3 separate regions of the Mus musculus genome follow, and regions 1 and 3 are each linked to region 2. The links are chromatin loops, found by intact Hi-C in ENCODE. Cell type or tissue: heart. All regions are shown on one strand. Each heading gives the region's core, and the rest is flanking DNA. Links, peaks and the distances in the headings are about the cores only.

What was found. Peaks named below come from ENCODE experiments on the same cell type or tissue, not always from the same donor. Only the 100,000 strongest peaks of a DNase experiment are listed, where the experiment ranks them.
Region 1: a loop joins it to region 2, with 1.9 times the contacts of the local background. A loop is called at or near these places in 3 of 42 quality-filtered maps.
Region 3: a loop joins it to region 2, with 2.2 times the contacts of the local background. A loop is called at or near these places in 2 of 42 quality-filtered maps.

The regions. Positions count from the first base shown.
Region 1 is chr1:4,510,444-4,521,173 of GRCm38, reverse strand. No RefSeq gene overlaps it. Among named protein-coding and RNA genes, the nearest start is that of Gm22307, 13 kb to the left of the region's middle. In heart, for the core only: CTCF peaks have their summits at 4,239 and 4,438 (motif pointing left); no DNase peak of the experiment used is centred there.
Region 2 is chr1:4,617,288-4,628,017 of GRCm38, reverse strand. Gm29874 (a long non-coding RNA gene) reads right to left here. Exons shown (of 5, transcript XR_001778816.2): 5 at 10,213-10,497. Among named protein-coding and RNA genes, the nearest start is that of Gm37323, 14 kb to the right of the region's middle. In heart, for the core only: no CTCF peak of the experiment used is centred there; DNase peaks (open chromatin) are centred at 4,547 and 5,407; H3K27ac peaks cover 513 bases.
Region 3 is chr1:4,490,938-4,501,667 of GRCm38, reverse strand. Sox17 (SRY (sex determining region Y)-box 17) reads left to right here and starts at 4,314. Exons shown (of 5, transcript NM_011441.5): 1 at 4,314-5,377; 2 at 5,726-6,532; 3 at 7,805-7,896; 4 at 8,202-8,568; 5 at 9,000-10,730. The coding sequence starts at 8,262. The coding sequence ends at 9,952. In heart, for the core only: no CTCF peak of the experiment used is centred there; DNase peaks (open chromatin) are centred at 4,187 and 5,057; H3K4me3 peaks cover 1,878 bases; H3K27ac peaks cover 998 bases; H3K27me3 peaks cover 2,744 bases.

The sequences.
Region 1 (10,730 bases), core at 2,469-7,468, 110 kb after region 2:
TGTCACATACCTCTTTTTAGAGAATGTTTAAAATATATTTTTATTTATCCTTTGAGAATTCCATACACTCATATTACAGTTCTGTTCACTTCCTGCTCTTCTCTTAATCCATAGCCTTCCTAGCCTGAAGAAGTTTGCCTAGCCTCAGTGTTATGGACTTAATGAGTGGGGGCTGCAAGGAAGCAAAGGAGGGAGGGAAGTGAGATGTGTCCTGGGTTAACCTTTCTGGGCTCTTTCTGCACCTGGGTTGGCCCTCCCTGGGAGGGCTCCCACTAGAGTTATTCATTCTCCTGCTGATGTGTCAGCCTTTGTGAAGGCACTCCCTTGAATGGTGGTTGACGCTAACAGAATGATTTGAAGATTTACTGGGTTGGGTTAGACGGTGGTGTTTGCACAACTGCATAGAAGGCCCAGTGTTGGTGTCAAAAGATCTCACTAGAGAGACTACCTCTTTAAAGAGGAGAGGCTCAGGGCAATTTCCCCTGGGACACTTGTAACATGCAGTAGGGCTAAAATGTGGAATTCTACAGTTTCAACCTTATGCCATCATTGACTGTGCAATGATACTTATCCACTCTTGCTGGCTCCTCTGCCCTGACCAATTCCACTGTTACATAAATTACCCAGAGTTGACTGCTACAGCTTCCACTGTAGGACTGCTTGCTTAGGGCAGTTTAAAAGCAGAGGTGCTGCTATAGATAAATCACTTGACAGTTCACAGAGGACTGAATTCTGAGGAATATAACTAGCTAGTGGGAGAAATGCACAAGTCCACTATTCCTTCTCTACAATTCTAGGACCTAAAACCATAGGGAAAACTCAGCCTAACCATATTTGTGGCTACTCAGAATCTGTTATTCTAACCTAGACATTGCTTTTTCAAAAGTCAATGTGCTATGGCTCCCACAGTATCTCGATCCTCCTGGAGTAACAAGCTTGGACCTTTGTTCATCTGCCTGAGCCTATTGACCTGCACTCCAGGGTCACCCGCTGGTGGAGGTTCCTGTCCCTAAACATCAGTAGCTTTTTTGACTGGCAGGAGGTGACAGCTGTGCCCTTTCCCTCAGCCAGCCTCATACCTCTTGGGCTAAGTCCTGCTAAATGCATAAGCACATATCAAGACAATGAAAAGTCATACTTTCTATTCCTCCTTGCTATGAAAAGCCTTCTTCTCTGAACGCTAACGAGCATTCATATAACAGTCTACTTCAGATGTGAGGACCATATGGGCTGAATGAACCCTCTGGTAGGTTCATGATATCTCAAGTAGAATTCTAAAACAAACAACAAACCAGTCCTGAAAAGCACAACAATTTTACAACCTATCAGACAGGGATACAATGAACGTTAAGGTCTCTTTTCCATTTTGTTTACTTTCAAGAGTGAAAAGATTCCCATTTATGCTCACATTTCAATGTCTGCCTGCAGGGTAGTGTACCAGACCTCTCTAAGATATGAATGTGCAGTTCATTGTTTTTGTGATAGGCCCCAAAGGCTTTGAAATAAGATTTTGGATCTTGAATTGGCCAGTTGTGTTGGCACGTGGCTGCACTCTGGGGCCTGAGACAAGAGGATCTCAGGCTTGAAAGCCAGCCTTGGCTGCACAGCAAGACCTGTCTCCAAGCAGTAACACAGTAACACAAAGCTCTTGTGACTTGTTTATGCATGTGCCAGAGGAACACTCATTAGGGCATAGAGAGCATGCCTTTCACAAACAAAACCATTGTTCCTGGAAGCTGGAGATGGAGTTCAGTTGTTAAGTGTTGCTGTATACTCACAGCCCTGGGTTTAATCCTCACTACTTCAAAACCAGGCCCAGTGGTTCATGCTGTAATCAGGGTGTGGAGGCTGAAGGATCAGCAGTTCAAAGTCAACTTGGGCCAGTTGAGATCAAGACATGCCTACGATACAAGTGTCAAAAAACAAAACAAAACAAAAATATTCAGGGAATAGAAATGAAGCTCACTTGCCTAATGTGTGAGAGGTCCTGGGTACTCATCCCCACAATATTGGAACAGAGTTATTCAACATACTTCATTGTAAGTAGTAAGTTATCTTGTATACATATTATTGATACAGCCATTTGAAAAGCCATTTGAAAAGTGAAGTTCCTGATGCCTGATGCCTGGGAATGCTAGGTAACCATCCTTCCTTTTCATTATCTCTTCTTGAGTGTTAAAGTGGTTTAGCTGGGGCCATTGTGTATAAACACAAAGCTAAGAAAGCCATGCAAGCAGTATTGTTACCAAGACAATATCTATGTTGATTTTTAACCCATATCCATAAACTACAAAATTAGAAAACAAATCCACACATATTCCAAGAACATATTTGAGTTTTCCAAAGTTCTATGTACTCTGCTTTAGAGCCCATGAGGAAGTTCTGTTGCTGTGTGAAATCCAAAAGGAGACTCGAGACCAATGCCAATCAATGCCTGTGTCTTAAGTTCCTCAAGCAGATACGCTTGGTCTCACCACAGTTCTGAGCACAGTGAGGTAAGAGTCAAACTACACTTCTCATCCAATGAATGCTCAGTAAGTTGCTAAATATGACTGCAAGTAAATGCAGGGGACATTTTAAAGCAAGTTAGCTCATGTATTTGCCAGGAATTGAGTTAATCTGAAACATGAAACCTGTACTTTGCTGATTGGCGGGGGCGATTTCTGAAGATAAGTTCTTTATTGGACTTATGCAAAACGTTTTTTCTCATCACATGCACTTTTTTCCTGTTTAGGGATGTTAACTGCTAGTGCACTTTCCGTCACAGGGTGATCTCCCTGATATTGTTTCAAAGGCAGGGAAGTGGTGGTGCTTGTGGAGAAACTGCACTTAGCTGGACAGGAGAGGACAGCAGTATCGATCTGACACGATCTGTCACAGCAGACACTGCAAGGTGGGTGAAGAAAGTTGTCTTTGCTTTGAAAAACCTGCAAGCTTTAGTCCTGCAATGTACATTCACAAAACTGCATGTAGGAAAAAGGCGAGGTTTCATGAACTGCTGTGTTCAATGTTGTGCTCGGTGCACTAGGACATTTCTCATCTGATCCTAAGTTTATTCAAAGCTATAAAGAGTTGAAGGCACACATGAGATGCATTGGGAAACACAGGGTCATTGGCTTTACAGCTTAACAGACTCAAACTGCTCACCCTGGGAACACTGTGGAAGACAACTGAATTAGGCTATGTTTAATGAAATTCCCGTAGAAAACTTAAGTCTCTCTGCAACAACATCATTGAGGAGTGAGCGCTCAGTGCTCTGTGCAGAGTCAGTAAGAGGTTTTCTAGATATTGCCAGTGCCCAGAAAGAGCATCCCTTCATCCTGGTGGTTCTCATTGTACATGCTAACATTCACCATCCACCATTTTAAATACATGCTACTAAAGACAAAAATTAAGGATTTCCATATAGCATGAAACAATTTCAGTTTGAACTAATATGAAAAATTATATTATTACAAGTTCTAATTTTGTCTTCCAAGTTCCATTTACATCTTTGCTTATACCAAATAACAGCATGATGTTTATTTGCCTAACTGCCATCTTCTGTAGTATGAGACCACAAATAAAAATGAAGCAGAGTCATTATGTTCAGTCTATGGTATTACTCTAACATGTAGTGTGTGTTGCAAAAGTACATCAATTTTGGAATTATTCAAGTTCTCAATGTAAAAATCAGTAGTGTACACACACACACACACACACACACACACTTCATTTGTATAACTTAAATTCCCAGACAGCAAGACTGATTGACACCCATTACAGCAATGTAGGAGATGCACACAAGTTACTGAATTCTGTCTCATTATTAATCCTTTATGTTTTGTTGGCAACAACCTGGCTGGAGCCAGTAGACCCTTCACTTCTGAAATTCCATCTGTTTTCTTGCAAAAATTAAAGAAAATATTAAATAATCCTCTACTTTTCTCAGATATTTATTTATTTATTTATTTATTTATTTATTTATTTATTTATTTATTGTGGTTTTTCGAGACAGGGTTTCTCTGTATAACCCTGACTGCCCTGGAACTCTCTTTGTAGACCAGGCTGGCCTCGAATTCAGAAATCTGCCTGCCTCTGTGCGCCACCACGCCCGGCTTCTCAGATATTTTTTAAAGGTAGATCCAAGAGTGGGAGGTGATGGCATCAGTGATCCCTAGAGACAACATAGACAGGACCAAGGCTCCTCTCTTGAATGTTTGGACAACTCAAATCTGTAATCAGGTCCCTGTTTCAGCCAGCTGAACTGTCTTTGAGGACTACGGGTTTGAATCTAACTGCATTGGGAGAAGGAAAACGGAGCCATCTTATCCTGCTCATCTGTGTCTTTCCTGAAGGTGGTTTGTCTTTTCAGTGGGAGAATTTTTATAGGTTATTAATCTTAGGACATTGTAAAAACAAATGTAATACTGACTTAATGGCTAGCGCCACCTATTGGCAACTCAGATGCACAAGTGATTTTTCACAATTCTTTCCTTTTTCTATGAGCATTGGTGCTTTATGAAAGCCACTCCAGTTGAATGTTGGTAATGATCATGATTAATAAAGATTCTTCTAAGTTACAGCTTCTGTAAGCTAGTGTCCATGTGCAGTGGCAGTCTACAATTTGATTTGTAAAATGGAAAAATAGAAAAACTATAAAGCTTAAGAAAAGACTCACAATACCACATGGTTTTGCTTGTTTTTTATTTATTTTATTTTTTTTATTTTTCTTTACTGTTTATGTTGAGTATGTACGGTCACCTCTAAAACAAATCTTCTGCAACAGCATTTTGATTTTTCTTTTTCTGACACTTAATAGTTTGAAATAATAAAGGAATTTAAATCCCAATACTTATCTCTATTAGGGATTAGAGGGCCACAGGAGATACTCAAACAACTGTATTTCCACATGTGAAGTAATAAAGTCAGACTCCTATCTGAACCATAATGATATTTAGCTCAGTGGAGTTTATTCATACAAAGGAATATTATTCATCCTATAAAGAAGAGAGGGGAGGAACTAGGAGATTCTGTCAAATGGGCAGAGAATGAAGGTTGGGGAAGCTGGGACAGGAGCTCAGCAATGGGAGCCCATTTAATGTAGTCTAACCTACTCTTTACATGTTAGCTAGCTGGGCATGTGGTGCTCACCTTTAATCCCAGAGCTGGAACCTGGCCTGGTCTACATAGTGAGTTTCAGAACAGTGAGAGCTATGTGAGAACCTCATTTCAAACAAACAAACAAACAAACAAACAAACAAACAAACCAAATACAGGCATAAACAAAACAAGCATCAATGAGTACCAGTAAGGAAATGGAGACCCCAAACTGAAATGTACAGCTAGTACATTTATAACGGTGAAGCTGCTTTGAAAAGCAGCCCAAATGCTGCTCAGGTGTTACAGTCATCATATGGCTGGTGTTTCTATCCTAAGGAGCTTCAAAGTGTAAATCTGCACAGGAAAACACTTTGTGCATAAATGTCTATAATAGCATCATTTATAATAACCCCAAATAGATGCAATTGAGCTGCTTACTGAATAACATATCCATTGATGAGTGGCAAATAAAGTGTACCATATTCATATAAAGGAAGGTTATTGAACTATTGACAAAAATGAAGTGTTGTTCTATGTTAACAACATATATCAGTCTTGAAAACACTATATTGAGAGAATGCAGCCACACACACACACACACACACACACACACACACACACACACACACACAAACCCAGGTATTTCTTTATGTGAAGTGTTGAAACTGGAGGACAGAAGTTAGTGTAACATTTTTAGCTTAACATTTTAGTCTAGGGTAAACAAGAGGGGCTATAAGTTTCTTTGACAAGTGATGAAATATTTTAACACTTATGGTGGTTATATATGTACATATGTGGGTATAACAGAAATCACTGAACTGCACACTTTAAAATGAATTCAATAATATGTGAAGATGGCTCAGTACTTAAAAACACTTTCTGCTCTTACAGGGGACCCAGGTTCAATTTTTAGCACCCACATGGCAGTTCATAACCATCTGTAACTCTAGTTCCTGGGCATCTGATGGCACCATGCACTTACATGGTGCACAGACATACAGGCAGGCAAAACACAAGATAGCTGTAGAACTGTGAAGAAGCAGGCAGATCTCTGAGTTCATGGCCAGCCTGGTCTACAGGGTGAGTTCCAAGCCAGCCAGGGCTAAGCATAGAAACCTTGTCTTGAAAAACCAAAAGCATAGCATAACAAAATCAACCAACCAACCAAACAAAAAAGCCCAAACAAATCAAATAAAAACAAAAGTAAAAACCAACAAAAAGGGCATATAATATGTACACTTTACTTCATAAAGGAAGAAGCAAGCAAATTATCCCAAAGTCATATAAGCTAGCGAGCTACAGATGTAAGACAGACCTAGGAAGGCAGGGGGACCCATTTTTGATATTCCAAACAGCATCCCCAGTGGTCTTGGGTAGAATTTGGTTGACTAAAAACCTCCAAAGTGCATGGTATGAGTCACCTTTAGAAAAACCTCTAATTTTAGATTATAATATAAATAGAATAATCTAGAGAAAAGGAAAAGAGCCATATGAGGGAGGGGCTACTCTCCTTGACTCCAGCTCTGCTCCACTTACCACACAGATGTGAGGTTTAGCACTCAGTCTTTAAAAAGCACCTCAGTGTGCATATGCAAGGCAGGGAGTTGTGTCTGTATTTGTGGGCCTGTTTTCCCATTGCTTGTTGGACACTTGCTCTCTATTAACTATTTTCCTGGAGTTGTGATTCCTTAGAACAACTTTAGAAGATGGCTTTCTCCCCTCCTCCCATGCCTTTATTTCTGGCCCTGGAAATTGGCCAGCAGAATTATTTGTGGTTCCTAGTTGATAACACACCTTAATAGTAGTCAGAAGTTCTTTCCTTTGTTTCCAGTTTTCAACACTGTGGTAGTTAAAGATTGGCTCCTATTAGAAAACTCTCCAAGCCTAATGTGCTATGCCTTCATACATACATGATTAACCAGCACGACGCGTACAGCAGAGAAGCCAGGTGAGAGATTTATTGATTCTGGCTGAGCGAATAAAAAAGCAACCTTGAACACTTTGTGAAGTCCATAATGGGCTCCACAAATCAGCTCTGGAGCTAACTTAGCATGTCCACTTTGCCGGGCAAGGAGCCTATGTTTGATCTGACTCAATAAAGCAGCTCAAACTGACTACATTCTACAATTCAATGTTCTCTCTCTCTCTCTCTCTCTCTCTCTCTCTCTTCCTCTCTCTCTCTCCCCCTCTCTCTCCCTCTCTGTCTCTCTCTCTCTTGAGTTAAATCATATTATATCAAGTAGAAATAATATTTGTTAGAGTATAATTTTAATAGGTATATTGTTAGAATACTTTCTACTGACTAAGACTTTGAAATAAATTCATAGGATAAATAATTGCTTTAAAGTTCAGAACCTTCTCAAGGCAAAGTTCAATGATCTGGCAATTCTAGAAAATTCTATGATTTTAACTTCAAATTAGACTACAAAGAAGAACATGTCAGTAATTAATGAGCTGATATTATACCACAGATATTTGTTTGTGGGCATGCTATCCATCTGACTCAAATAGGTTATCAAAAAAAAAATCAGGAGGCAGTCTCTTCCAAAACTAGATATAATGTTTCTTCAAAAGTCTAAATCACACCAGAATAGAAGACAAGAACTGTTAAACCATCTTCTACTAACTAACTTTTTGAATTCAGAAAAAGAAATACAGAATGTAATAATTGCACATACGTTTACAACAGTAAAAATTACTTACAGCCCAAATGTTTGTAATGATCTGTTTGTTGGTTTGAGAGCTGTAAAAAGAGGTCTAACTCTCTTTCGATTTTAGTTCTCATTAATTGTGGTTTTCTGATTACAGAAGCAATTCTACAGCCTAGTTAAAGAGGCGAAATCCTCATATATTATTTTATTTTAGAGAAATAAATTAAAGTGGAGAAATATAGACCATTCAATTGGCTGTCAAGAAAACTAGTAGTACACACCTTTAGTTCCAGCACTCAGGAGGCTGAAGCAGATGAATCTCTGAATTTGAGGCTAGCCTGATCTACAGAACAAGTTTCAGGATAGCCAGGGTTACATAGAGAAGCTCTGTCATGAAAGACAGAAAAACAAATTGTGGAGAGAAATAAAGACAGGAAGGAAGGAAGGAAAGAAGGAAGGAAGGAAGGAAGGAAGGAAGGAAGGAAGGAAAAGAAATGGAGGGAGAGAGGGAATAAGAAAAGGAAGAAGAAAAGAAGAAAGGGAAGGAGGAAGGAAGGAAGGAAGGAAGGAAGGAAGGAAGGAAGGAAGGAAGGAAGGAAGGAAGGAAGGAAGAAATCTGATTATTTGAGACAACTAAATTATTTTCCCCTAGACCAAAGTAAAAATGACCAAATTTTGCAAAATGTACACCCATTCAACAACCAAAATGAGTGCAACTCTTCGTTCTGACTCTGTCATATTCTGTCACCTATTTGGATATGGATTCTGTCACCTATTTGGATATGGAGGAGAAGGAGGAGAACCACTTCCAGATTTCAAAACGAATGATAAGGTTTATCACTTCATGTTACAGGGAGTCTTATTTTCATTTCTGACAACTGTTTCCAAATAGAAAATTTACCACCACTAACTTTAGGAAAACCCTTCCTTTTGAGACAGGAAGGAAAGTTAGATGATTATGAGCAGCTGACAAACCTTCACTCCACCTCAATGTGGTGGAATGTCTCCGTCCCCCTACTTGTGATACCTCTATTTACAATGGGAGGGCCACACCTGCAAGAACTTTAGCATTTCTAGTTGGTGTTTTTGTTTGTTTGTTTGTTTGTTTTGTTTTGTTGGTTTTTTGTGTGTTTTTTTTTCTTTCATTTATTTCAATGGTGCTGAGCACTTAACCCAAAGCCATGAGCACGGTACATAGGCACCCCACCGTCCTCAGATCTGATTTACACATTGGTATATGTTACATATTCTCTTCAATGAAACCAGTCTGGCTGCTGTTGAGGCGGACCTGTAAAGCCCTTATTCTTCAGGTCCCTGTAGAAAGCATTTCTGAGAGAACAGAGTCAGGAGTTACATGCCTGCCAGCTTATTCGTAAGGTTGTTTTATTTCATGTGGGGAGTAGAAAAAATATCCACTACCAATGAAAAATTTCTCCTATGCACTATTTTTAAAGCTGCTTCAGTCTCCATTCTTATATAAAATTACCAGACATTGGCCTAAGTTCTTCTGAAATCTCTTAAGTCTCAGAGTGAAGAAGGGTGGGAGTGTCTGATAAAAATAGATTGGCCAGCTCATTCATATCAGGGCAAAGAGAACATGCTAAGTAGATTTTCTTCCCATCCTGGCAGTTGCCTATATCATGTCAGACTTGATTGACTGAAGGTAAGTTTATCCATTGTCTCAATTCCTCGGAATTCCTGATGCCATTTCTTAATAAAACCGAGAAAATGAGCATGCGCCGCCAACAAGGCACTTCCTCACTCTGGGAAGACAGAGGAGAAATCTCATTTAAGGCTCCAAAATAAATTTACACAATGCTTTAGGCAAAATAAAGTCAAACAAAAAACCTCTTTTAGAAGTATCTGTGAATTCGTTTCCAGTAAGCTCTGATGTTTGCATTTTATCTGTTGGTCTATAAGCTTACGAACAGAATGTTTTTCTATTAAATGCTCAGGGGGTGGGCAGATGATCTATTTACCACTGGGGCAGACCATATTGGTAAAGAGAAATCCTGACTATGCTGCCCGAGCCAAGATAGTTTTCAGTTTCAAATCAGATCTTTATTTGTGTTTTTTTTTCCAGATTGCTTTTGCTTTCTAATTTTTAAGATAATTGCATTTTTGACATAAAATTCATATACAATAATGTCTATGTGATTAACGTGTACAGTTCAGTTTAGTATATTCTGCTGTATAAACCTCTATCGAGTTATAGGTTTTCCACCAAACAAACCCAGTTCTTGATCTCCAGGTCTGAGCAGCCTACAGTGCCCTCCCCCATACACTGTCTATTAAAGAAATTTGTTAGCAGACAGAATCAAGCAATATGTGATCTTCTATGGCAGGAGTCTTTAATTATTCATAATGATTTTAAGAATCAATGTCTAATTTAAAAATTAAATTGTGAACACTTTCAAAGTTACAAGGAAAAAAAGTTACAAAGAATTGTTAGCCTGAGAATTATAAATCCCTTCTGGATACCAATGATCTCTACACTCATTATCAGAGACATAGCCCAGTCTACATCTATTTTATAGAAAAGTGATAGATAAAGTTAACAAGGTTCTTTTCTTGGAAGTTTTCATCATCTTACGTATAATAGGGATCTCTGGCTAGAGAGATGGCAGGGTGGTTAAGAGGACTGACTGCTCTTCTAGAAGACCCTGGTTCAACACCCAGCAGCCACAACTCTATGTAACTCCTGTTCTAGGAGATCAGATACCCTCACACAACATATATGGAACCAAAACAACAGCAATGTGCATAATATTTAAAAATAAATTAATTTCATTTTTAAAAAAAGAAGTAAAACCAACTCTCCTCCTCCCAGCAGTGCTGGTGACTGAGTCTTGGGCTATTTGATTGCTTGGGCAACTGCTATCAGCCAAGTTCTACCACCCTCCTCCTCCTCCTCCTCCTCCTCCTCCTTCTTCTTCTTCTTCTTCGTCTTCCACAAGTCTGGGGAGTTTGCTCAGTGGGTAAAGAAAGCACTTGCTA
Region 2 (10,730 bases), core at 2,427-7,426:
CCTATTGCACGGTGTTTCCTATGTTCAACTATTATAGGATATGAGCACAGGCAGACAACTAGTTAGGTGCTGTAGGAATATGTATACAGGGAGGTAGCTGCTCAAATGCTGTAAGAATTGGCACAGGCAGATAATACTGCTCAGGTTCTATAGGAAGGTAACACACACACAGAGAGCTTGACAAGCAGGACTGATGGTTTCCTGGAAGTGTAGCCAACCCTGACATCAAAATGAAAGGGGCTATGCCTGGTAAAATGGGACATAGGAACCCAAATGTCAGGCTGAGGATTCCGTGTACTGGGAAAATACTCGAGCTAGAGCCAGGGAGGTACAGGCATTTTCTCTGACCATCTAAAGAGCATCTCCCTTGAAAGGTGGATCAGCCTGTCAAAAATTAGATAGATAAAACTAAGGGTGAGAGTTACATGTGATGGGGCTCAGGAGACAGGGTATCCTGGAAAGTGGTGGTGGGCTGGGTGATAGACAAATCCCCATCACAGAATGATGGCCAAAGTTGAGATTTCTAGGCTATTCTTGATGCTCAGCCTGTTAATCTCTAGGCAGATGATTCTGGCCAGGATGTATTCTTCCCCATGAGGGGACCATCAAAACAAAAGGGCAGGGCAAGAGCCTTAGTCAGATTATGGGAATTCACTCAAGAAGTGTGGATGCTTTCTGTAAAATCTCTGAGCAAAACCTGAAGCCCAGGGAGCCAGGATTTCTGTTTGTACTCCACCTAGGTGCATAAAATAATGACAACCCTCACTGTGGCAGAAGACAAGTGAGTATTATTGCTCTAATTCTGCTGTCTTGACCCTTCCTTCTGGAAGATACTGGGTGGAGCTATTTTCCTACCTCTCTGGTTGATCACATTTCCTCTCCCCGCAGATTTCTTTGCCATAAAGTTGTAAGAAAAACACAAGCAAATGGAGTGAAGGAAACATTCCTACAGCTGTGTGCATCTCCAGGGTATTGTACCAGGCTGATTTTGAATGTGTAAAGGTTGAGTTCAAACAGTTAAAAAAAAAAAAAGGACAAACTATTTCACAAAAAGAGAACACAACTCTTAGGCTGTTATTTTTTTCAAGGACAGATCTCTTTCTGTCTGTTTCTGTCTAACTCTTGACTCTCTGTCTGTCTCTGTCTCTTTCTCTCTGTCTCTGTCTTACACACACACACACACACACACACACACACACACACACACACACACACACACCTGGATAGCTTCCCAGTGACCCCTTACTTTTATACCAGAGGTAACTGCTTAAAAGAAAAATCATGCCAGGAGTGATTGCCCATGAATTTAATCCCAACACTTGGAAGATAGAGGCAGATCTTTGTGTTTGAGGCTAGCTTGGTCTACAAAGAGAGTTCCAGGATAGCCAGGACTACAAAGAAAAACTCTATCTCCAAAACCTAAAACAAAACAAAACAAAACAAAAGACCAAAACAACAAAATAAAGCAAAAACAAGCAACAAACAAACAAAACCTCCAAAACATAGATATTAAAATAAAAGCATAAACAACCCTAAGGGCTGGAGGAAGGATAGATCATTTGATGCATAAGCAGGAACACTGAGCACCCAGCACCCAAATATAACTTGAGTATGGCTGTACATTCACCTAAAACCCCAGTGATGTTGCAGGTGGACAGGAGGGCTGCTGAGACTGGCTGGCCACCAGCCTAGTTCCAGGTTCAGTGAGAGACCCTATCTCAAGAAAATAAGGCAGAAAGTGATAGAACTGAGCCCCTAATATCCTCCTGTAGCTTCTATTCACACATGTTAGCTCATGTGCAGGTTCCTCATGTGTGCATATACTACACACACAGACACATGCACACACATGCATATACATACACAGAAAGAAAAATGAAAACTTACAGCATTCCTATTTTAATAAGGTACCTTAATTGTAAAATAGAATGTAATTACACAGAAATGTATGCCGATAATTTAACAAATAATAACTCGTTTGGTTTGACCATTTTTGAAACTTAAATAAAATGATTTTTCATGCATTGTCTTGTGTCTTTTACTCTTTCTTTTTTCTTTTTTTTAGTATTGCTTACTGTCTTCAGATGCCCTTCTGCAGATACAGGGGCCTGATTTAGGAGAATTTTGCATCTTTGTATTTTTTCCCCGTGGTGGAAATTGGACCAAGACCATACCAGTACTGAGTTGTATCCCCAGTCCTTCTTAAGTTTCTATGGATGCTTTCTGCAACCAGTCACTCTAAGATACTGAGAAAGAACCTGTCTTCCTTGTCCATTTTTTCTTGCATGGCTGGTATTTAGCATGTTTCTGAGTTCTGGTTATTGTGATCAAGGTGAAGGGTAGATGCCCTTCTCCGGGCTCTGTGGACTGTAGTGATGCATCACTGTGGCAGTGAGGCTTTGCCAGAGCAGGGACTGGAACACAGGGATTTCTTTACTTTCTACTCAATTCTGCTATGAATCAAGATTTTTCATAATGATTTCTTTTTTTTAAATTAAAAGATAATTACTTTCCTCCCCCCTTTCCTTTCTTCCCTTTACCTGTCTTGACCTCTCCCTTTGACCTCTCCCATGCCTCCTCCCTATTCCTTCTCAAATTTGTGGCCTCTCTTTCTTTTTTAAAATTATTGTCATCTCTCTCTCTCTCTCTCTCTCTCTCTCTCTCTCTCTCTCTCTCTCTCTCATCTTCACATAAATATGGAATTGCATCCCACTGAATCTATATACATTTCACTTAAGGGCTGACCACTTCGTAGTGGAAAACCAATTGGGGACCCATCACTAGAGAAGACTAGAAGACTAGATTTTTTTTTTTTTTAAGTTTTGAGAGCTAGGTGTGATGGCACATAACCTTAATCCCAGCACTGGGAAGAAAGAGGCAGGAAGATCTCTGTGAGTTCTATAATGAGTTTCAGGACAGTCAGAGCTACATAATAAGATGGTGTCTCAAATAAGCAAGCGAGGAAACAATTACAAATGAGCGAAAGTCTTGACAATAAAACTGAGTCTTTATGTTGGCTTTAGGCTACATTCCTCCAATTACTAATGGTGTGGGGGTTGGCTTTTTTGTCATTCCTCTTTCATGAAGATCCTGAGACGTCTGTCCGCTTTGAAATCTTGATTCTTCAGAGCTAGTTCATCCTCTGATTATTGTACTGCTGTTGTTTGAAACAAGGTTTCTGTGTGTAGTTCTTGATGTCCTCCAACTGTCTCTGTAGAACAGGCTAGCCACAAACTCTCCTGCCTCTGCCTCTGCCTCTGCCTGCCTAGGGTTGGTATTAAAGGCATGTGTTTCCACACCTGGCTCTTTAATGTTTTTTTTTTTGACAAAAATTAAAGATATATCACATCAATCAGTCTTTCTGAGCAATGCTGTGCTGCTATTGAGTTTTCCTGTGACTGGATGTTTGGCCTCTGGTGGACAGAGGCTGTGCATAGCAGATGGTATATATATTAGACCATGGGCTTCTAGGGGTTGGTCTATGTTCCTGAATCTGTAACCTTAATGATGCTCCATGTCAAAATCTAGGGGATGCCAGTCATTCACAGCAGTGCCGAAGTGCCTTGGACACGTTGGGATTATTGTGTCCTGTGCCTGGAGCAGCCTGCTCATATAGCTGTAAACACATCTGTCCTCTGGTGTTTCTTCCCACTCCTTTGGTCAGGGTACACTTATCCTCAAGTCTCTATTGGTCCTCACTCCTCCTGAACTTGATTAAGACACCTCACCACTCTTCTTGATGGTTCTATTCTATATTTTTATCACGGCTTGACCAAAGTACATATAAAGCACTAGTATTTTGCTTTGCTTCTAGAGTGCTTTTTGTTTGTTTGCTTGTTTTTGAGATAGCATCTCTCTTTGTAGTCCTGGCCATCCTGGAACTCGATATGTAGACCAGGCTATCCTCAACCTCATAGAGATTCTACCATCTCTCCTTCCTGAATGCACCATCATGCTTGGCTTATAATGCTTCATATAAAGAACATACATGAAAATTGGTGTTGTGTATTCAAGGCAGCCAGGGCAGCCAATAAATCCTGAGCCTTATGCCCCACATGATGCTAAGCATAGCAACTGATAACAACCTGTACTTGCATATGAGTGCTCAGCAGCTTGCCAAGATCACCAGATATTGACCCACTCATTCCATTTTGGAGATATCTATGAACTTATTAATAAGGTGAGAATATTTTATCCTATTAATTCATAGTAAATTTTTTTTTGGCATGGCAATGCTGGTAGTCATTTAAGGTTGGATGACAGAAACAAGACACCTTGAAGTCCTCTAGGGTAGCAAGTCCAACAGTGGACACTGGAGAAGTCATAATCTAGTTTTCAGAAGCTAAAAGTTTAGGGAGACTGAAGGTGTCCAGGCAAAGTAAAGAGTGAGTTCCTTGTTTCATTTGGATGCATGTGAAGCAGCCACTGTGAGTATTCTGGGTAACCCAGGCTGTTTATCTTTTAAAAATAGGGCCATTTCTGTCTAGCTGCAGCCCTGAGCCTGCCCTGCTCACAGTTCAACCCTGCCACTCCAAGCTTGAGAGCACTTCCTTCCTGGCCCCTCGGGCTTCCTGCTCTGGCCTTATCACCACACAAAACTCGACACTGTACTTGAACACACTTACTGTCCATAAATGGCAATCTCTTGTTTTCTGCATTTAAAACAACTGTCATGGTCCAGATACCCCCTTTATTCCCAAACTTGTTCTTAAAGAACAGAGCAAGATTCAGATGAAGGCCCACCCCCTCTCAACCCTCCTTGTTTCCTGAAGTTTTTCTGTTTTATGAGTCAAGAAAATAGGCCCGTGTGTAAATAGGAGTCAGAGAGCAGACGCAGAAATGCAGTGTATTCAGGAGCTTGGGGAAACAGCTTCTCTATACGTGAGTTGCACTGTATTTCACACACCTGCCTTAAAGGTGGAAGGTGGTCAGACACGCTGTATGAACCGACTTTTAGTACTTGTGTAAGTGTGAGTGTGTTAACTCACAGGGTGGTTTTCTTTCAGATCACCACTTTTACTTAGGAAATTTTGAGAGTAGGTATTAGATAACTTTTACCCTGAGATCTATTATAGATCAGGGGGCAATTTTAAAGCTTCCTTCCCTAAGTGTTGTAGTATTCCTGAAAAAATGTGCAGCTGGAAGAGTTAGGAAAAAGCAGCTCTTAGCTGTGCAGTGTAGTCAATAAAAGAAAATTTGAAAATAATTTTAAATATTGGATGGTACTCATCTGGAAAATTCAAGGGGTTAATGAACAGCAAACACAGTCGCAAGGAGTTTCTGGAAGTTTCTTCGCTTTTTAAACTCAACTGCTTTTCATGAGCTCATCAGCTTCTTTAAGATATTATGATCTTTTACCCAGGCCAGGGGAATTTCCTCAGATATGATTAAAGAGTGGGCGGGGCTACATCTTCTCGAGTCAAAAGACTTAGCATTGGAGACATGAACTGCCTTGGCACCATTCCCAATTTTATTTCAGAGGAATTCCCCCTTGGAGAACAACTCCCACGATGGAAGGCAGAGGTGGAGAAAACCTTTTGAAATGTATTTATTTTTCAGTCTGAAAGTTGAAGAGGATTTTTTTTCCTTCTGCCTGTGGAAACTACTAAAGACAGTCAGCAAAAAAATTAAAGTCTCTCTTTTTAGGATGAATGAATTAAGCAAGTGATGAACACTTGCAACCCTTTACTGGAGGCACACAACCATTTTGAGTTTCCATGACTTCAATCACAAAAGGAAGCCTTGAGGCCCTGATGTAATGGTGACTTAGGCCCTTACTGGTCCTTTAAAAACAGGGTAGCAGATAGACTTAATGAAGTTACAAAGCCTAGTGTGCAGGTCGTAGTGTGAATGAGTGGGGCAGAGAGGAAATTGGGGAGGGAAAGTCTGGGATAAAGGCAAGTCCTAAACCCCAAGTGACCTCATAGGCCATAGTAAGAGTTCGGAATATTGGCTTTTATTGTGGGACATGTACAAACGTACATAAGATAAAAGTCACCATTTTAATTATTTTATTTACACATCTCCAAGACATCAAGTACATCACACTGTTTAATGAATTTCACCAGTCGTATCTAGACCTTGTCTTAATCTTCCAAACTGAAATTCCATTCCCATTAAACAACACTTCTGCATGGCTTCTCCTTCAGTCCCCAATAGCCATCACGTTACCTCCTAGTTCCATGAATTCTAGGTAACTCATTTAAGTGGACTCATAAAAAGGTGACACATATAAAGTAGATACATTATTTTTAATGACCACTTGGCACAATGTCCTAGAGCTTTATTTATGTTGTAGAATTTCATCCTTTCTAAATGATATTCCTTTCTAGGATCCATGCCACATTTTGTTCATCCATTCATCTATTTATAAGTAGCCCCCACATTTTGACTATCATGAATCGAGCTGTATGAACCCTGATATATAACTACTTGAGTGTTTCTTTCAATTCTTTAGAGTCTAAAATCAGCAGGGGAATTTTTGGATCATGTAGTGTAGTGGTTTGAATAAGAATGGCTCCCACAGGGGCACACCCTCATAGAAGCAGGAGGAGAGGTTTGGGATAGGAGGGTTTTTGGGGGCGGGGGAAGGAAATCAGGAAAGGGGATAATATTTGAAATGTAAATAAAATATCCAAGAAAAAAGAAAAAAGAAAAAAAGTGGCTCCCACAGGCTCATAGAGTTGAATGGTTGATTACCAGGAAGGGATACTATTTGAAAGGATTAGAAGGCATGGCCTTGTTAGAGGCCTTGTTATCACTGGGGGTGGGATTTGAAGTATCAAAAGCCCAAACCTGACTCAGAATTTCTCCTTTTCTGCTGTCTGCAGATGCAGATGTAGAACCCTCAGCTACCTCTCCAGCACAATGTCTGCCTGTGGGCTATCATGCTGCCCACCATGATGAAAATGGACTAAAACTCTGAAACTATAAGCAAGCTCCAATGTAATGATTTATTTTATAAGAATTGCCCTGATTATGCTGTGTTTTCATAGAAATAGAATACTAACTAAAACAGAAGTTGGTACCAAGGAGTTGGGTATTCTGGAGACAGGCTTGGCTGTGCTCCTTGTGTGTGGAATGTAAACTTTGGGACTTTGGAATAGGGAAGCAGTTTAACTCTTTAAGGGTAACTTAATGGGACCATACTAGTAAGAAGGTGTAGACTGTGAGACAGTGGTGCCAAAAGTAACATAGATTATGACATTATGGTGGCCCAACTTAAGAGGTTTCAGTGGAGGAGATTATTAGTAAGTGGCCTAGAGACATTTTCTTGTGGCATTGTGGTAAAGGATGTGGCTGATTTCTTCTTTTGTGCCAAAATGTATGCCTGAGGCTAAATTGAAGACTTTTGGGTTAACAACATCAGCAGAGGAGATTTCTGGACAGCCTAGTATTGACTGTGGTGTGTGTGTGTGTGTGTGTGTGTGTGTGTGTGTGTGTGTTTGTTGCCACTCGTACACAGACCTATAATGAAAAGGAGGAAGCTGATCAAGGAAAAATACAAAATGTACAGTTTGAGGAAGAAAGATGCATCAGGAAATGAAACGAAGAGCTGAAGTGAATGTATCTCCAGTGCTCAAGGAGACAAAAAGTTTAAAGAAAGGCTTGATGCTTTATGGAATAAAGGGAGTGGCGACCTCTGGGCAAGACCCACCCAGCTAAGCTTCCAACTTGTAAAAGGGAATTACAGAAAAGCTTAAACAGTAGAGGATTCCATAGAAAATAGGAAGCTGGTGACAACATAACTTAAATGAGATGGGCCAATTTCCAGCCCCAGAAAACAACAGAACTTGATAACACCAGCCCCATGATTTTGACTTTAGCGTCAAGGATAAAAGAAAGGGTGTTGGAATCTCCTTCCATGGCTAAGAAAAGATGCTGAGACCAGGCATGTGTCATGGGTGTCCCTAAATGGAGGCCTAGAATGGCCTTTTGGTGAAGTTGTAAAGGTGAAGCCTAGATTGTCTTAGAGACCCCAAGATGTTGAAGATGCCAGAGTCATGGGATACCTGCCAAGGAGAGCTGTTAACAGGAAGTAGAAACAGCCCAAGAAAGAGAGAGATTATTAGATAGATAGATAGGTAGATAGATAGATAGATAGATAGATAGATGGATGGATGGATGGATGGATGGATGGATGGATGGATGGATGGAGATGGTGGTGGTGGTACAGTCAGCAAAGCTGGAAGAAGGTGGAGATCTGAAGAGCTCGTTGATATCAGACATGAAGATACAGAATTTGGAGTTTGCCCAGCTGGGTTTCGGTCTTGCTTTGGTCCAGGATTTCCTTACTATGCTCCCGTTCCTTGCTTCTGGAATGGTAAAGTATATCCTGTGCCATCACATATTGGAAGTATCTGATATGCTTTTTCATTTTGATTTTCCAGGGGGTTACAGTTAAGAAATTGCCTTGAATCTCAGACAAGACTTTGAATTTTGGACTTTTAAACACTGTTGAGACTATGATAGACTATGGTAACTTTTGAAGTTGGACTGAATGTATTTTTGCTTTATTCTATAGCTACAAGGCTATGGAGCTAGGGAGTGAGTTGTGGTGATCTGAATAAGAATGAACCCAATAGATTTATCTGTATGATGGATTGGTCACCAGGAAATAGTGCTACTTGACAGGAACTAGTAGCCATGGCCTTGTTTGAGGAAGTGTGCCACTGGGAATAGGCTTTGAGATTTCAAAATCCCAAGCCAGACCACCCACCCCTCTCTCTTCCTGCTGCCAATGAATATAGAAGTAGAATACTCATCTACTTCTCCAGTACCATGTCTGCCTGTGTGTCAGCATTCTCCCCACCATGACGACAATGGGTCTAAACCTCTGAAACTGTAAGCAGAACCCAACTAAATGTTTTCTTGTATAAAAGTTGCCATAGTCAAGGTGTCTCCAGGCCTACATGGCTACACACTGAGAATTTGTCTCAAACAGACACACAAACAACCCTTCCCAAGCCTAGCTAATTACTAACCTTTCTCATTGCTCATTCAGAGTTTGTGATGATGTCTAATGGGCCTGCTTTAAATAACATGGACTACACATAGCAGGTTCTATCTATTCTTGCATAGAAATAACAACTTCTAGGAGAGAGTATGTTCCTCTTTAGATGTAAAGTTAGGATACTTTTTTTAAAGGGAAGATTAATGGCAGTTGAGGTTCAATTAATATAATCCATGGCTCACAAGTCCTGTTTTGATTACTGAACAATCAACTATTCTAACCTATCAGTTCTTAGATTTTTAGAAAAATTCAAAACAAACAAACAAACTATGTCTGAGAGTTGAAAGGATTGAGGGGATAGAATCTATTGTCAACTCACAGAAACAGGGCAACCAATTCCTAATTTAGCTAAGTAAGATATTTTTAGACCAAAGTCCACTTACTAACAGTAACACTGGATCAAAAAAACATGGATCAATGAAGACAGTGTGACTATATTTAGTCTAATGCAGGGAGACATCTCCATCAATTGATAAAGATCCTCATGACAATAATAGTTTAAAAATTGTAAAAGACAAAAAGAATTTTGCTCTTAGATGTGGTAGAGCATTAATCTAATAAGAATGTGGTCCTGGGTTTCAGCACTGCAAAACCAAACAAAAACAAAATGGTAAAATGAAGAAAATTATGTAGAATATATGTTCAAAGGATGCTGTTCCTGGGCATGTTAAGAAAATAATAATGGATGCTTGCCAACTGGGTGGGGAAAAGACTAGCTCTTGACTCGGCATTCTTTCATGTATTTTGCAGTTTGTATCATATATATGCTTAAATATATACTTAAATATATATACTTAAAAATTAGCATTATGGAAAAATTGTTCTCATGGCTTTTTAAAAAATTGTCTTGAATCAATAAAAATTTTGTCTTGGGGCTGCAACAAGGCTGCAAATTGGGTCTTGAGAAACCTTATATTCACCTATCTCCCAAGCACAGTGCAGTCAATAGGCTGGTTGGCAGGAGAGAGAGAGAGGGATATTTCAGTCACTCCTAAGAAGATGACACTATGGAAACTATCCCCTTTTAAGAGTGAGTAGCTATTTTTAAGACTGATGAGATATGCTTTCCCAGGGATTCACCTCTTTCCTTGATCTTTGTCCTTGTTTATATACAAGAAAAGGCTCATAGAAGGAAAGTGAGCCTCACCACACTTTCCCTCCCAGGGGCTTTGTGATGATAGTATGTGCCAGAAGCCGAGTTTATTAATACACACCACGCATTGTGTTTATTTCTGTTCTGTACAGATTTTGCCAGATTATGGCCTGTCTATGGCTGATAGTGGCTGTGTTTGTGTGTGAGCACGGGTCGTCTGATAACGATTTGGCGTATCATGAGATTGAGCCATGTTTAAATTGGGTGTAAGCCAGAAGTGCCTGACTTGCAGAGTGTTCGTACAAGGTCTGGACAACAAAGGAAAGTTCCGGGTATCTTAGAAGAGGTCACGGATTACAACAGTCTCCCATCACTCTGGGCTTGTTCCTTCCTGCAAAGACACAATTAAAATGATGTCGTACAGTAGAAAATTTTCATTATTGAGGAAGGACATGGTTTTCCTCTAGAGGTAAGTCAGTTTAAAAGTTCTCTGATTTTGGGAAAGAAAAAAAACCTATTATTTTCAGAAATAGTATACACTCAACGAATAGTATGAGAGTTGATAGTTTAGCACATTCATCCTTGCCAGGCCACTACTTATCCACTGGCTCATCTGAAGCCTCA
Region 3 (10,730 bases), core at 1,844-6,843, 130 kb after region 2:
TACTACTACTACTACTAATACATTTAAAAATAATACATATAAAACAAGACAAAACTTGTCTGTGTTTACAAAGCTGTATTAATTAAAACCCCTTTCATAATTGAAGAGATTTCTGTGTGTTAGGGAGAACTGGAGGGCAGGATGTGGGGTTTAGAGTCTTTATTAGCATTAGTATCCCACAAACATTAGGGCAGTATTAAGGAGAAAGTAAAGTGATATAGAAAAATGTCAAAAAGCAAGAGTTGGTAATTCTGCTTCTAAAGTCCAGTCCTTAGCTAACCACTGAAGTAACCTTTTTTTAACGAAATGATATTGTACTCAAGTATTCTCATTTAGTCCTGGCTCACTCAAAAACAGTCTGCTTTCCCTTGGGTCAAAGGTGAGACCTTCTGTGACACAATCAATTTAAAACATTTTAAAAATATATTTAATTTTTTTTTAATTTTAGCACCTTGGTTTTTACTTCATGTCAGCATCGTATTTTCTGTACTGTCTTCTTTAACTCCCTCTGTCTCTGGTGTGCACAGCAAAGAGCACGTCTGTGAACTACTTGTGTCTGTTAGCACTCTACTTTCCAAAAGTTTTTATGGTCATTTTGTCACTTCTTTTTCTAGGAACACTCTGGAGAGACCAGGTGTTTTCATCTCCCCAGGCCCTCTCCCCCCAGTTTTTCTTTTAAGACAACCTAGTATAAGACAATTTGAGTCACTTGCTAGATCTGGTATTAAGTTATTTGAACAACCAACCAAAGTAGAATCTGGAATTCTTTTATACTTTACAGCACGGAAGACCTATACTGGGCTAGAAGATTTACACGTTTGTGGTTCAGTCATCCTTCGATGTGAATGGCTGTGCTTGTCTGCCAGGTTCAGTCACTGAAATTAAACTTCGCTTTTAAAGCTCCAGGAAAAGAATCTAGGCTCCCACTAGAGTCAATCAGTTAAGGACTGCCTTACAAGGTGTGTCTTTGTGTTTCAATTTTTAAATGGAATGCCAAATGTTTCATGATTCTCTGTATCTTTCCTTGTGAGGCTTAAAGTTTTATTTATTTATTCATAGTAGATTTATGTATTTTATGTGCATGGGTATTTTGCCTGTATGTATGTATGTGCACCTTGTAGTGCACACCTTCAAAGAGGTGAGAAGAGGATTCAGACTCCCAGGAGCAGGAGTTCTAGATGATTGTGAGCTGCCATTTGGGTGCTGGGAATTAAACCTAGGTCGGCTGGAGAAGCAGCTAGTAGTATTCTTATCCACTGAGCCAGCTCTCCAGCTTCTAGGTTTAGAGCTAGAAGGTTAACATGCCTCCTCGCAACTTTTTTCTTACTACCAGAGTAAAAAATGTTCATGTTCAAATATAACCAGAAAACACACAATGGTTTGCAGAGGCCTCCCTAAAAGCTTTGCAATACACATTGATAAAAGCAGAGCAATCATAGATATTTCTATCAGAGGCATTAAATGCTATAAAACAGACTTCTGCTGCTTCTACATTCATTTACCCCATACAATGGTAGCTTCTGTTTCCCTCAGCACATTTTTATTGATATAAACATATATGTACGTACTATTATGTCTAACCCTATTTTAAGCAATTTATGAACAATGAATCTTCATTAAGACCCCAGAAGTCATTGGAATTATTATTATTATGTCCCAGCTTACAGATGGGTCTTTAAAAGATTCCATAACATTCCAAGGATGTACCACTAATGTATTGCTGAGGTAAAGTCCAGTCCTAAGCAGCCCCTTCCCCATGTCTGTGCTCACTGATGACGATATAGAAAGCCATATCCTTAATAGGAACTGCATAATTGTTTGTTGGTTAAATGAGCAGTCTTGTCTCTTGGGATGATTAGAAGCATCAAACAAATCACTCACTTGCTCCAGATAATAACTTTCTGTTTTATAACAAGATAATTGGAAACTTTCTTTCCTCTGGACCAATTAGAGAGGAGGGAATTTACCTAATTGTTACCTATTTATATGTCTTTAAAACCGGCTTGATAATGTATATTGAAGTTACCAGTCATTTAAGTATGTGATAGATGAGATTACAATAGTTCATCAAAGCTAACCATGTCTTTTATAGTCTGAGAGAACATGGCACACAATGAGAAAACTTCATTTTATTTATATTAGAATGTTAGCTCCATCTTTGAACTCTTCTCATGTAGCTCAGATGAATTAGAATTTGCCTGTATGAAACAGATATCAAAATAAATGAGATGTCATGTAAGGCTTAGGCTTCCTTCTTAAAAACCTAGATATTCTATTTTTTTTTTTTCTGAGACAGGGTTTTTCTGTGTAGCCCTGGCTGTTCTGAATTTCACTCTGTAGACCAGTCTAGTTCCAAACTCAGATGTGTCTGCTTCTGTGTCCCAAGTGCTGCGAGTGAGAGGATGTGACAGCACTGACCAGCAGAAACCCAGATAGTCTAAATGATACTTTCTCTTTTTCATTGCTGTACTTCTGGTATCAAAAGTATCATGACCCAGTTAATAAGAACATTTCATTCTTTTCCAAGGATCCTTAATCCATCACTACTGACTCCTTTATTTAATCCTTGTAAATTCCAATTTGTCTCTCATTATTTGTAAACATGGCACAGAAATAAATTCATAATAAGGCCTGTTATTGTTTCCTGCTAGAAAAATGATATGGTCTAAGAACCTTTGTTATGTGGCGTTAAGTCACTGAGTCGCTGCTCTTTTTTCACCAAAAGAGGACTGCGGGCATAGCGACTTCAGTAACTTCCAGGGCAGTTGTGAGGGTCAGATGAGGTAGGGAAACTGCATTGTAAACATTACCATGCTTATGAAGAAATTAATTTCAAAGATAACTTTCCAAATGCCCTAAAGACAGACATTTACTTTTGCATCATATAGCTACTTGTAAAATTATGTATGTGCATCTTCAGCCTGGCTTTCTTCGATAAAAGCATTAAGATAGCCGTGGGATTTAAACACCCAGTAATGTTGTGATTTCAGATGCAATTTGAATTATTGAAGGAGACGTGGAGAGAATATTACTCTCCAGAAGTCCTGTGACCCAGACATATGAGCCTTTAAGGTCTATGGAGATGGTCCTTACTGTTTCCACTTAGGAGTAAGAAGACCCAAGGATTAATCTGGACATTCTATTATTCGTAAGTATGTAGTCAAGGCTGGAAAGCCCTGTGATCCAGGATTGAAAGGTGTAGTGAACGGAAGACCCTGTGTTGCTATGAACTTGTTGGCATGTTCACCAAATGGGTAGAGTACAACATTCAAGTAACCCAGCTGAAACCCCGGAAGGCTTCCTAACTCTTCCCTCTTGTTTTTAAGCTTTGGAAGCTAAATTAGGTTCAGGTTAGAAATCTGTTATGCTTGAAGCGCATACAGGAGGTAATGAGTGCTGTCAGGAGTGGCAAGTCCTATTTAACTTTGATCATTTCCATGATCACAGAGCACATACCTTGCCCTAACCAACAATCTGGCGCCATGCAGTTAATCCTGATAGGGGATCTTGGGAGCAGAGTTTTCTGGATGGAAAGGCACCTATTGCCTCTGCTACAAAACCAAAGCAAACTCAACGAAACAACTCAATGTGCTTGACCCACTGTGTAGTCATCATCACTTTCACAGTCCAGGAACGGAGTATTACAGGATCATAGACTGAGCTGGATATTAATAAATCAGAGAAGAAGACTAAGGATGCCACACTGGGCATCCTGGGAAGCAGTCCTACCCAGTTTGCTCTCTGGAGAGAGTGCAAGTGCTCTGCTCACAGTGACAGGCCAGACTGCAAGGCGAGGATTGCCTTTCTCCAAGGAAGCCCGTCTTCCCTAGGGTGTGGTACTACTAGGCTACAGCAGCCATCACCTTTATAAAAACCCAAGCCATATTTGAATTGTCTTTAAATTTCAAGGAAGAGGACAAAGAAATGTGAGCAAGGCTTCATTCCTAGCTCTCAGACTACCGTCCCAAGAGAACCTGAGGTTCCATGGAGCAGGAATAAAGAGGAGTCCTTACTTCGTCTGGGGAACACAGATGGGGTATGGGTTCTAAGAAACATTCCCGACCGGTTACTGAGCTGGGAAGTGGAGCGGGAGCAGTTTACTTCCTGCTTCGCCGCGGAAAAACTCAGCTAGGGCCGAGCGGGAAGGAGGACGTGGTCTCCGAGTCGCCAGCTGCTAGGGTGGGGTTTCGGGGCACGATTAGACAGAGATTCGGACAGTTACGTGAGACCCCGCCCACCCAGGATGCACGCTCCCAACGGTGTGCGGAATGAGCCCCCGAAGTTAATCTTGGGGTCAGACGTTCTCAGCTCTCACGGGAGAGGCTAGCAAAGCGAAGATTGCAGGGTCTGGCCTGAATGTTCTGGGCCACCGTGGGGGCCGGTGATCACTGTCTTTCTTGCCACTCTTTCCTCTCAAGTTCCCGAATTTCCATCTCCACCTCCGACCCACTGGGGACTGACCAGGGACTGGAAAGAGCGCGAAAGGTATAAAGGGGAGAAGAGACTGCGCCTTTTGGTGCCCGGGTGAAAGGTGCCAATCGACCGCATCGCTCTGCGTGGCCCTACCTGGGAGGTGCGGAGCCCGGGGCACGACGCTCGGTGTTCTCAGAGGCAGACTCTGAGGCACGTATTTTAGACCGTCCAGTGGTACTATTGTCTCTGTTATCTTAGAGTCCGCCGGGGGCTGTCTCCGTGATGACAGCCCACGCTCCCTTTTCCGCCCTCATGAACTTGCTCTCCACAGACCACGGATCTGCTTGAGTGCCCACGGATCCTGTGCAATTGGACTTGAATGTCCTTTAACAGGCCTTGGCCATCAGAACACCAAAACCATAAAACCTTCGAGAAATCAACCACTCACTCTGAGGCTCGCTGTAGAAGAGTGGCTTAGACTCTCCCACTTCGGAGTCCCAGTTGATCACCAACCCGCTTGCTACAGGCCCCAAATGGTTACGGGCACAGCTTCTAGTTACATTAGACGCTTCCTTGCCCCAGCCTTTCGAGCCTCAGGTCTGCTTTGGGGATGTGGCTTAGGCAGTAGCCACCTAGAAATCCTGCACTGTTTGAGTGTGATACCGCTGCGGACTACAGCAGACAGGCGTGCCAGGCTTCTAGTCCAGATACCCACCCCCACCCCAGTAAATCTCTAGTGTTGAGGGAAGCAAGGCTTGCAGGAAGCCGCTCCGGATGTTTGCTTCTTTACTTGTGGCATTTGTGGCTGGCTTTGATAACGTCGTGAGCTCGGCTTCCAACACCCATTTAGTGAAGAAACTGAAATATGGCCCACTCACACTGCTGGCGGGTCTGAAGTGCGGTTGGCCCCAACACTCCTCCCAAAGTATCTATCAAGAGAATGGTCAGCAGAAGTTAGATCTAGGTAAGAGGACGGGAAGGGGGACTAGTCTTGGGAAAGCGCCACATTTCCTGGTAGATTTGTTAAGTAAAGTGCTATCTAGGGACTCCAGGGGAGGCTGTTTTAAGGAACGGGGAAGAGCCCAAAAGTGGTCGCTTGGACTCCTACTGTGTTTGTGCTTTCCCTCAGAAAGATCAGTTGTTAATCTTCAGGGATGCTTGTAAATAACGCTGCCTCCCCATCCCCGGGCTTTCTTTCTAACCACTTTCTCAGTTCCTTTTATGGAGCTCGAACAGAACTAGGTACCCAGGTAAAATGGTGTAAATACATTTTCTAGACCTACACCTGAATTATATTTCTGTTGTCTCTTAGTTTTTAGAGAAATCAACCAAGACAGGGAAGACAGAGAAAATGCATTCTGGACCCGCTACTGTTTTCAATCGTCATTTCAAACAAAACCCGTAGTTTATTTAAAAAAAAAAAAAACACGGAAAGAGAAAATTAGGCCCTGAGATCTTTGAAAAGATGCCCATTACTAGATACAAAAGAGAAGAGTCACTGTGGAGGTGAGGGACTGCGTCCCTGCTTCTGAGAGGCAGGAGAGCTACATGGGGAGACTGTCTCAAAACTAACAACAGAAGAGATAGAATTTTTTTTTTCTTAAAGAGCACCTGGCTAGAGAATCGATTTGTAAAATTGCTATTTCTACCCTTAGAGTTTCCTTGATTAAACATCTGAAATGCATTTTTTTTGTTTTACTTTCAAGCTAATGTTTTTCAGAAAAAAATAAAAAGCTTTGAGGAAAAGCACATTATCAGTTAGATTTAAGACCAATTGCTTTTAAATTACCAATTTAAAATATCATTTTTTTTATTTCTTAAAGCAGATTTAATTTTACCCCCTTTGTATGAATCTTACAGACCTGGAGTTTTAACTACTATCACTGATCTCTACACACAACCTCCAGCTTTAAATGGGAGGGAGGGTCACCACTGCTTTATAACATAACAAATTAGAGAAAAGCTGGCTTCTGTATGAGTTCTTTGGAGACAAAGTAGCTCCAGAAACTGCAGACCAGAAGCTATCAAAATCTCTGTGCTTTTTTGGAACCTCCAGTAAGCCAGATTTGGTCTCTGAAATAATACAGGAAAACCTCAGCATGTCACCTCATGGATACAAGTAAGTAATACTTTTCAATCAGCTATTCACAGTAAAGAAAGTCTGTTTTGGAAACTGACATGTTGAGTCCTTCCTTCCTTCCTTCCTTCCTTCCTTCCTTCCTTCCTTCCTTCCTTCCTCCCTCTCTCCCTCCCTCCCTTCCTTCCTTTCTTCCTTTCTTCCTCTCCTTCAAGACAGGGTTGCATGTAGCCCAGGCTGGCCTCTAATTCCATATGTAGCTAAGGACAATCATGAACGTATTTTTCTGCCCCCCACATCTCAAGTGCTGGAATTATAGAATTACAGGCACTAGGCATCTCATAGACTGTCTTTCGGAATTGTACTAGATGAACATTCAAACTGAGCTCGATCACCATTCCTTTGAGTTTTCCTACCTTAAAACTACGCAAGGATGACCGTTGGATCTGGTAGAGAACAACACAAACATGCAAACAAACTCAAATGTAACACAGAGCTTTTGGAGCTCCTTGTCTGAAGGAGGGCTGCTAAGTGTGTGTAACACTCTCCCAGTGTCTGCCTTAACAGGTGATGAGTCTCCCTTTCCTCTCCTAGAATCTATAATGCTGCCCTTGAAAAAGACTACGTCTAGAACTAAATGAGTTTGCTAATATTTGGAGGGTGCTGAGTGGTTGCTGGGATAAGCATTGTAGGAAGGCATGTTTTGAAGCCCGTGGGAAAGTACTTTCAGGTTTAAAATAAATTTAAGGGTGGTCAGCTTTTCATTCCAGTCTTAAGAAAACGTTGTAACCGTCTGTCAGGCTAACAGTCTTACACGCTACGGATTTGCTGCTTAAATGGACTGATCCTTTTCCTCCGAGGAACAGCACAGTGCTGCTGTCTTTGCACTTTATTTTACATTTTAATCTCGTGGTGTTTGCGATGGAATCATGGCCTTGCAAGTCTTTAGAAATAAAACCAGATCTTGCCTCTTTTGCCGAACACACAAAAGGAGCTTTTGTTTTATATTTTTATGTTTCACACTGAAATTCCTCAGGGTTGACTTGAGCTCTTATTGAGCAGTGATATATTAGTGATATAGCATTTTATGTTAAACTTTGTTTTATTACAACTTGCTATTTACCTTGGATATTTTTATTATAATATAAGCATGATGGATGAGTTCTTGGGAGAAGAACAGGATTTTTTTTCTCTGAAAAATCATGCTAAGTTAATTACCTTCGGTAATATTTTTTTAAAAGAATGGAATAAATACCTATACCTAGTATGTTGATGTGAACAACCTTGGACTTGTTCTTCAATCTTCCGTTACAGTGAGCAGCACCTCCAGACATCTGAATTTCAGCCTTCCTATTTCCCCAAGAGGTCTTGGCGCCAGCGCCCGGCTCCAGCCAGTTTTCCCCAAGGCAGGTGTAGCCAGAACACTGCCGGGGGAGGGGAAAGGGGCGGGTGTGGGACTTGGGACTCGGACCACTGGCTGGGCGGGGGCCTAAGGACTAGGGTCCGGTCCGCCCCCGCCTCGCCATTGGCCGCGTCCATAAAGAAAAGGGCCCCGCGGCCCGGGGGGACACCCGCAGTGTCACTGGGTAGATCTCCAGCGCGGATTAGGCGAAGGGTTAGGTCTACCAGGAGAGCAGCGGGAGGGTAGCACCCGCTCAGCTTTACGAGTTCCTCTGGGCATCTCCAGGCTAGCTTCCGATCCCTGCCTCAGGGTCGGGGGAAGCGGCGTGTCCCGTGGCCATAGCAGAGCTCGGGGTCGGTCTGGAGAGCCATGAGCAGCCCGGATGCGGGATACGCCAGTGACGACCAGAGCCAGCCCCGGAGCGCGCAGCCCGCGGTGATGGCAGGGTTGGGCCCCTGTCCCTGGGCCGAGTCCCTGAGCCCCCTCGGGGATGTAAAGGTGAAAGGCGAGGTGGTGGCGAGTAGCGGGGCGCCAGCCGGGACGTCGGGCCGAGCCAAAGCGGAGTCTCGCATCCGGCGGCCGATGAACGCCTTTATGGTGTGGGCCAAAGACGAACGCAAGCGGTTGGCACAGCAGAACCCAGATCTGCACAACGCAGAGCTAAGCAAGATGCTAGGTGAGTCGGACCAGGGGGATACAGGGCACCGGCGCACTCCAGAGAATCTCCTTGAGCCACTTCCTTGAGCCAAGAGGTGTGCTGTAGACTCAATCCCTTCTTCCAGCTCCCTCTCTCGCCAAAGTAACACTTTGGTCTTTGGGCCATAGGAGCGAATGTAAGGGTTTCTCAGTATTTCAGAGAGGTAACCCGCACAGCCCTGGCTCGACCCCTTCCCAGATCAGGGGACTTTGGCAGTTTTTCGAGTTAAGGGGAGAAAGGTAAGGGAGGAAGCCCCTTCTAGGCGTCCTGTAAGGACGCGATCTAACACTTTCATCCGAATAGGACCGGGCTTCTCACCTGCTCGCTCAGTGAGAGGTTGCACCAGAGAGGGGTCAGGGTGCCGGAGCTCACTCGGGTAACCCTGCGCGCCTCTCCACCTTTCCCTGCAGGCAAGTCTTGGAAGGCGTTGACCTTGGCAGAGAAGCGGCCCTTCGTGGAAGAGGCCGAGCGGCTGCGCGTGCAGCATATGCAGGACCACCCCAACTACAAGTACCGGCCGCGGCGGCGCAAGCAGGTGAAGCGCATGAAGCGGGTGGAGGGAGGCTTCCTGCACGCTCTCGTCGAGCCCCAGGCCGGCGCGCTTGGTCCCGAGGGCGGCCGCGTGGCCATGGATGGCCTGGGTCTGCCTTTCCCGGAGCCGGGCTATCCGGCCGGTCCTCCGCTGATGTCTCCGCACATGGGCCCCCACTATCGGGACTGCCAGGGACTGGGCGCTCCCGCGCTCGACGGCTACCCTCTGCCCACTCCGGACACATCCCCGCTGGATGGCGTGGAGCAGGACCCGGCTTTCTTTGCAGCCCCGCTGCCAGGGGACTGCCCGGCGGCCGGCACCTACACTTACGCTCCAGTCTCGGACTATGCAGTGTCCGTAGAGCCGCCCGCTGGCCCCATGCGAGTGGGGCCGGACCCCTCGGGCCCTGCGATGCCGGGGATCCTGGCGCCCCCCAGCGCTCTGCACCTGTACTACGGCGCGATGGGCTCGCCCGCCGCAAGTGCGGGGCGCGGTTTCCACGCGCAACCCCAGCAGCCGCTGCAACCGCAGGCACCGCCGCCGCCACCGCAGCAGCAGCACCCAGCGCACGGCCCCGGGCAACCTTCGCCCCCTCCCGAGGCTCTGCCCTGCCGGGATGGCACGGAATCCAACCAGCCCACTGAGCTCCTAGGGGAGGTGGACCGCACGGAATTCGAACAGTATCTGCCCTTTGTGTATAAGCCCGAGATGGGTCTTCCCTACCAGGGACACGACTGCGGAGTGAACCTCTCAGACAGCCACGGAGCCATTTCCTCCGTGGTGTCCGACGCTAGCTCAGCGGTCTACTATTGCAACTACCCCGACATTTGACGGTTGCCGACCCGACCTGAGGGCCAGAAGCAGTGTTACACACTTCCTGGAAGCGCTAAGGAAATCCTTAGCGTCAAGCTGTTTTGTTTTTAAGTTGCCTTGGCATATAATTTATGGTAATTTATTTTGTCTGCCACTTGAACAGTTGAGGGGCTACACGAGATTTTTGTTTTAAATGCCTTGAGGGACTTGCTCCCCACAATCACTGTCCAGTTTTAGCCAGTTTTAAAATATCTCACTGACTTATTCCATTTCTTGAAAGTGTATTGATCTAGAGAAATTTTGTCATGCGTGTTTTCTCAATCTTAAATAAATCCTGGAATCTTTTTAAAATCTCTCGCATCGATTTTTATCAAATTAAAGATCAACAGTAAGTATTATACAATTAGAAGTGTATACTTAATTGTAAAATTTTCATTTTTCTTACAATGGTAAGAAAATGCATCTAAGAAACCCTAAACACAAACAGCGGGGTGTTCAAATGTGATATAATTGTTCTGAGAAAAATTCTCAAAAGATGAACTTGTTATGTACATTCCAAATATTGGTTTCTAAAAATGATACTGTAAATGTTTTTAATTCTGTACACTTTAATGAGGCTGTTCAAAAATTTCGGATTTTCAGTCATCTCGACACCTGCCAAAAGAGCTTTTCAGATATAACTCTTTCCTGTTTGTCTTTTCTTCCAAAAGTCTTGATCCCACTTCCCACAAAATTTGCCTTTAATTCCTACAATTTTAGAGTCAGAGAAACTAATCAAAATAAAGTTTGTGTTGTG